Linked DNA regions of Mus musculus: region 1 is linked to region 2. The links are chromatin contacts, found by Hi-C or POLR2A ChIA-PET in ENCODE. All regions are on one chromosome and are shown on one strand. The core of a region is the stretch at or near the end of the contact, and the rest is flanking DNA. Distances in the headings are between cores, read along the strand shown.

Region 1 (2,700 bases), core at 117-2,616, 220 kb before region 2:
CAACCCTTGGGAGGCAGAGGCAGGTGGATCTCTGTGAGTTCAAGGCCAGCCTGATTTACAAAGAGAGTTCCACAACATCCAAGGTTACACAGAGAGGCTCTGTCTTGAAAATTGAAAAAAAAAATCTAATTTAAGGGTAGGCTCTGAAAGTTAACAGAAAAAAGTAAAGGCTCACCATGTAGCCCAGGCTGGCCTTGAATTTGCCTTCAGAGTCCTGGGATTATAGGCTGTGCTACAACAGCTTCTTTGTTATGCATCTTAGGTAAATTTATCTAACCTATAATTCTGCCTTCTGGGAAACCAAATTCACATATAGGGTGGCTCTGAAGAATGAGTGAGGTCATGCACAGAAAGCTCATGAGTCAGTTGTTGGCCGACTCTTGCTGAAATTCAGCATCCATAATTATTAACCATTATCTTAATAATGAAACAAGTGTGCTGGCAGTTCTCAGAACACAACACACAGTAGGCAAGTATGAATGGATTTAGAGGTGGAAGATTAGTCCTGTGGTAGAATGCTTGTCTACTACCAACAAGGCCCTGTTTGCCTTGTTTGTATATAAGGCTAATGTTTTAGCTAGCCTGGAACTCACTATGTAGACCAGGCTGGTCTCAAACTCAAAAAGATCTTTCCTCCTCTGCCTCCCAAGTGGAAGTGCTGGGATTAAAGGTGAGCACTACTACACCTGGCCACACAAAAGTTTTAAAACCAGTGGGCACGCCTTTAATCCCAGCACTCAGTGGAGGCAGGAATTTAACAATTCGAGCCGTAATCTACATAGCAGGTTCCAGGAGAGCCAGAAGAGACTCCGTTTCCAAAAAAAAAAAAAAAAAAAAAAAAGGGAGTGGGGGAAAAATCAAAGCAGAAAAAGATTGTTTTAAGTCCCACTCCAGTGATTTCCCAGCGGCGGCTCTAGGTCATCACATATATGTAGAGAGTTGAAAATGGGAGCGCATGTGCGATTTAGGGGGTCTCTAGAGTAGGCATCTTATCTACCCTCAAATCCACGCCGAGCAGAATGGATCTTCGAAGCAGCGAGGGCTTTCAGGAGTACAGGAGCTTGCAGAAAACCCTGACACTGTCCAGGTAGAGCGCGGTGGATAGTTATGCAGAGAGGTTCGGCTCTCTAGCTTGGAGTCGCTGCCTAAACGGGGCGGGGCCATGGTGGTAACCACGCCCACCTCTCTGCAGAGGCTGCAAGCGGCCTTCGTCCCTAGCCCCCTCCATTTCTTCCTTTGCAGTTCCGCACTGTGCACAAGCGAATCCGGTCGTGATTAAGGCATGGCCAGATCTCAATCCTCTCCCCCAACACACGCAGAGGCCGCGCCCTTCTGCACCGGTCACCTTTTAGAAGAGCAGCGGGAGCTTGAGGTTCCCCCAGAGGGGCTGGGCCAGTGAGAAAGCCCCGCCCACATCTTTGCAGAGGCCGCGCCCCTCTCTGGGTTTCTTTAGCTCTTAGGCAGCTATATGCTGGTGGAACTGGGGGCGGGGCCTGGCCTGGGCCTAGGCGGGGCGTGACGTCGCGGGGCGGCCGGCCGCCCGGGAGGCGGGGCGGCGGGGAGGCGGCGGCCCGCTTGGCCCAGGCCAGCCCGCAGCTGCGGCGGTCGGTGCGCTGCAGGCGGCGCGGGGGAGCCGGCTCCTGACAGCATCCCGCGGCTGCCACGTCTGTCACTCTGTCCCAGGGTCCGCCATGGCTCTGGTGCGGGACCCTGAGCCGGCGGCCGGATCCTCCCGCTGGCTGCCCACGCATGTCCAGGTGACCGTGCTGCGGGCCAGCGGGTTGAGGGGCAAGAGCTCGGGCGCCGGCAGCACCAGCGACGCGTACACGGTGATCCAGGTGGGCCGAGAGAAGTACAGCACCTCGGTAGTGGAGAAGACGCAAGGCTGCCCGGAATGGTGCGAAGAGTGTTCGTTCGAGCTACCGCCTGGAGCCCTGGACGGCCTGCTGCGGGCACAGGAGGCAGATGCGGGCCCTGCGCCCTGGGCCTCCGGCCCCAACGCCGCCTGCGAGCTCGTGCTCACCACCATGCATCGCTCACTCATCGGCGTGGACAAGTTTCTGGGCCGGGCAACCGTAGCTCTGGACGAGGTCTTCCGCGCAGGCCGCGCCCAGCACACGCAGTGAGTCTGGGGCGCTGGGAGCAGGGACAAAAACGGTTGAAGGCCTAACCGGGCGGGGCTGGTTGGGACGTCTGGACCCGGTCCTCCCACTCAAGGACACAAACCCGTATACTGTTTGTTACTTCTCATTCAGCCTTCTGCCCTCCCCAATTCCCCCTGACTGTCTCCCCAGCAGCCTGGTGGGCCTGGAAGGCCTGATGGAGTTGGTGTAGTGACCAAGCGTTGGCAGTACATGGCCAAGGAAAGTTCGGAATGGGATTCTGAGGCTGTGGGAATTCAAGAAGGGAAATTTAAAGACTTCAGGGTCTGCCTTCTTTTCCTCAAAGAGGTGACTAGCCTGTAGGTAGTGGAGAGGAAGTCTCACCTTGTAGAAGCAGGAAGGTGAGGTGTTATCTTCCAAGGCAAGATTGAAGGGAGACACCCCAGCCTTCCCAGGGGTTACACAGGACACTTGGCCTTTGAACGTTCAGGGATACACCTCACCGTATAGACGTACTCTGTGACTCTGTCTTAGGGTACCAGGACTGAGAGCATTGGCCCACCTCGGAGTAAAGAAGGGTACATTTGAATCAGCTTGG
Region 2 (2,700 bases), core at 27-2,526:
AAAAGGAATAAGAAAAAACAAAACAGATAGATCACCATGAGAACTACAGCTCAATAATTTTTTCTCCGGCAAAGAGTTCCATAATGGCTTCCAGGAGGCCTCCCCATTTTGAGGTCAATCTCCTCACTCTGTGGCACTTGTCACACAGATCCTATTGGAGGTGGTGTGGCAGAAAGGTACCAGCTAAGTCTAGGGACAGCACTGTCAGGAGCACCCACCTACCTGGAGCATAGCTCAGCACCCGCACACTCAGTTCCTCAGCAGCCAGGACCTGGTAGAGCATGTCTCGGGCAGCCTTCCCCGCACAGTACAGACCCCAGCCCTTGTAGGGCTGCAGGGCACACAGAGATGAGATGTTAACCACAGTCTTGCTCAGGCCAGGGCTATCCCGGAAGGCATTCAAGGTGCCGGAGGTCAAACAGAACATGGAGGTCAGGTTCAGAGCCCAGTAGTTGTTCACCTCAGCTAGGTCATTCACGTTGAGGAAGCCTTTGGAAACATCCCCAAGAGTGGCTGAAAAACAAAAACAAAAACAAACAACAACAACAAAAAAAAAACAGGACCAAAGAAATGGCACAACTGGGGCGCTCTTCTTCCTCAGCCTTCCTCAGTTCCTCCCCATAGGCGTTTGCTATCCCTCTGCCCCAGCTCTGCAGACACCCCTAATGCAAGCTAAGACTACTCCTGAATGCTCTTTAGTAAAGCAGAGAGATTTGTTCAAAAAGTCTTGACTCACACACCCGCCAGGAGGCACTGTCACTCATCAGTGACACTGGTACACCCTCTTGGACTTTGGACTTTTGCGAACTTGCCCTCCTCTTACCCAAAAGGCGATGAGGTGAGAGCTCGCAGCCGGGGTCTGGACCGGAGTCTCACCTGCGTTGTTGATGAGCAGCAGGCGCTGCAGCCCCTCGGGCCTCGGGAGCTCAGCATCGCGCTCAGAGGCAACCGCTGCATGCCGGCCTCGGTGCCCGCAGCTGCCAGAGTGGTGTGTGGAGCGGGTGCAGGCCCGGCTGCTGCGAGCCCAGCTCCTCCTTCAGTTGCCACAGCACGAACTCACAGCGTGCGTTTAGGAGCATCACCGAACCCGGTAACTGCAACCGGGCTAGCTGCGGGGCCAGGGCGGGACAAAAGCCCCAGGAGGCCCCGGTCAGCACGCACACAGCGCTTCCCAGCCTGCCACACTCTTTGTCTGGAGCTCAACTTCATGGGCTGCTACCTAACCAGCGTGGGGCGGAGCCTATCCTTGGCTTTGGACAGTGGAAGTTCAGGCCAGCATCCACTCGTGTTTGGGTGAAAAAAGTGACGAATAGCCAGGGAGCCATGGCTCAGCAGGAAATCCCAGTCCCCTTCCTAGTGCTTCTAAGTTCCCCTTGAACGCCACTCCCATAAGTTCAGCCCCTTTCTCAATTTCCACCCTGTTCCAGGATCAGCTTCCCCCTCCAGGGTTGGTTTGTCTTTATCCATACAGGACATACCAGTTAGAGACCAGTGACAGTCTTGGATGAAGTCCTTGCCTGCGTAGAGCTTGTGGTCCCTTTGCACTCTGATTAACAGAAGCCTTCTCTGGAAAAGCACAGCAGCTTCCCCAGGAGGTGCTAGGCAGACAGAACCAGAAAATGAAGAGCACACACAGGGGAAGAGAAAGGCTGAGAATCACAACAATCTCACGAACAAGACTCATCACTGTCAGTGAAAACGCTTGGTTCCTTGGGACCTGTGTACTTATCCTTCAACCTGTGTCATGCACTCTAGAAACAACTTCATAATCTCAAATGGGAAAGAAAAATATCCCAGCTCTCTGGAGATGTCTGAGGAGGACAGGAGAGAAAGACATAGAGATTGCTTTGATCCATTTTTAGTCTGAGGTGAGCTAGAGTCCATCGGAATTACAGGCAAGCAGGCTAGCGGCTAGCTCCTCTTTGTTTCAGAAAGTTCAAGTGGTAGGACTAGGCAGTTCTTAGCTAGGGCGGACTGGGAAGCCAACCATCAGAGGGCACCCCTCTCAAGTTCCAATCTTTTGGCTCTGCAGTAGTTATAAACTGATGTTATCCTGCCCCCTTCTGGCCGCTCTGTAGCAACACCCTGTCCTTCCTTTTTTCTATGCACGCCATAATAAAGGAACAAAATACCATTCATACTTGGGCTGCCCAGGGAAAGGTCCCTGGAAGAAGTCGCATAGACACCTTGCTGTTCCTGGTCCTCGGGTCCTCAATGAGAGTTGGCTGGGCTGCAAGTCAAGAGTGGGAGAGATTTAGAAGCACAAGAAGGCTGGCATAATGACCTTTTCTGTGCTTACAGTGCCTGCTTCCCATGTGAGATCTGAGTTTATTCCCCAGAGTGCAGAGAAGACTCAGCACTTGAAGATGGAGACATATACACTTCCCTTTTTTCATGTTTTTTTTTTGAGACAGTGTTTCTATATTGAGCTCTGACTATCCTGTAACTCACTCTGTAGACCAGGCTGGCCCAGAACTCACTAAGACCCATCCCCTCCTCTTCCTCCTGGTTAAAGGCGTGTGCCAGGTGCATTTCAAGTTCAATGGCCTTTCGGATGCCTGTGTCTAAAAGTCCAGGTGTTCAGCATCTGTGAATTGACATTTGTACATGTGTAGATGTGAACAATGCACATATAAAGTTGAGCACACATGTGCATGTGCACAAGGACACACATGGACAAGAACACAAGTTAAATATATC

The links. Hi-C counts contacts between places; a loop is a spot of excess contacts on that map. ChIA-PET counts read pairs that join two places held with the same protein, here RNA polymerase II (POLR2A).
Region 1: POLR2A ChIA-PET joins it to region 2 with 11 read pairs in embryonic stem cell. The contact joins the promoter of 4933423K11Rik here to the enhancer-like site in region 2. A Hi-C loop is called at or near these places in 1 of 37 maps with a recorded cell type or tissue (v-Abl transformed pro-B cells). POLR2A ChIA-PET finds 5 or more read pairs at or near these places in 2 of 5 experiments (both embryonic stem cell).

The regions. Positions count from the first base shown.
Region 1 is chr6:85,373,520-85,376,219 of GRCm38, reverse strand. It overlaps 4933423K11Rik (a long non-coding RNA gene), which reads right to left and starts at 1,366. Exons shown (of 4, transcript XR_869208.2): 1 at 998-1,366. Rab11fip5 (RAB11 family interacting protein 5 (class I)) reads left to right here and starts at 1,586. Exons shown (of 6, transcript NM_001003955.2): 1 at 1,586-2,122. The coding sequence starts at 1,692.
Region 2 is chr6:85,153,492-85,156,191 of GRCm38, reverse strand. It overlaps the pseudogene Spr-ps1. Among named protein-coding and RNA genes, the nearest start is that of Gm33200, 11 kb to the left of the region's middle. Within about 2 kb of position 1,276, at least 1 of the 3 ENCODE cell types and tissues checked has a DNase peak (open chromatin) inside an H3K27ac peak, as active enhancers do.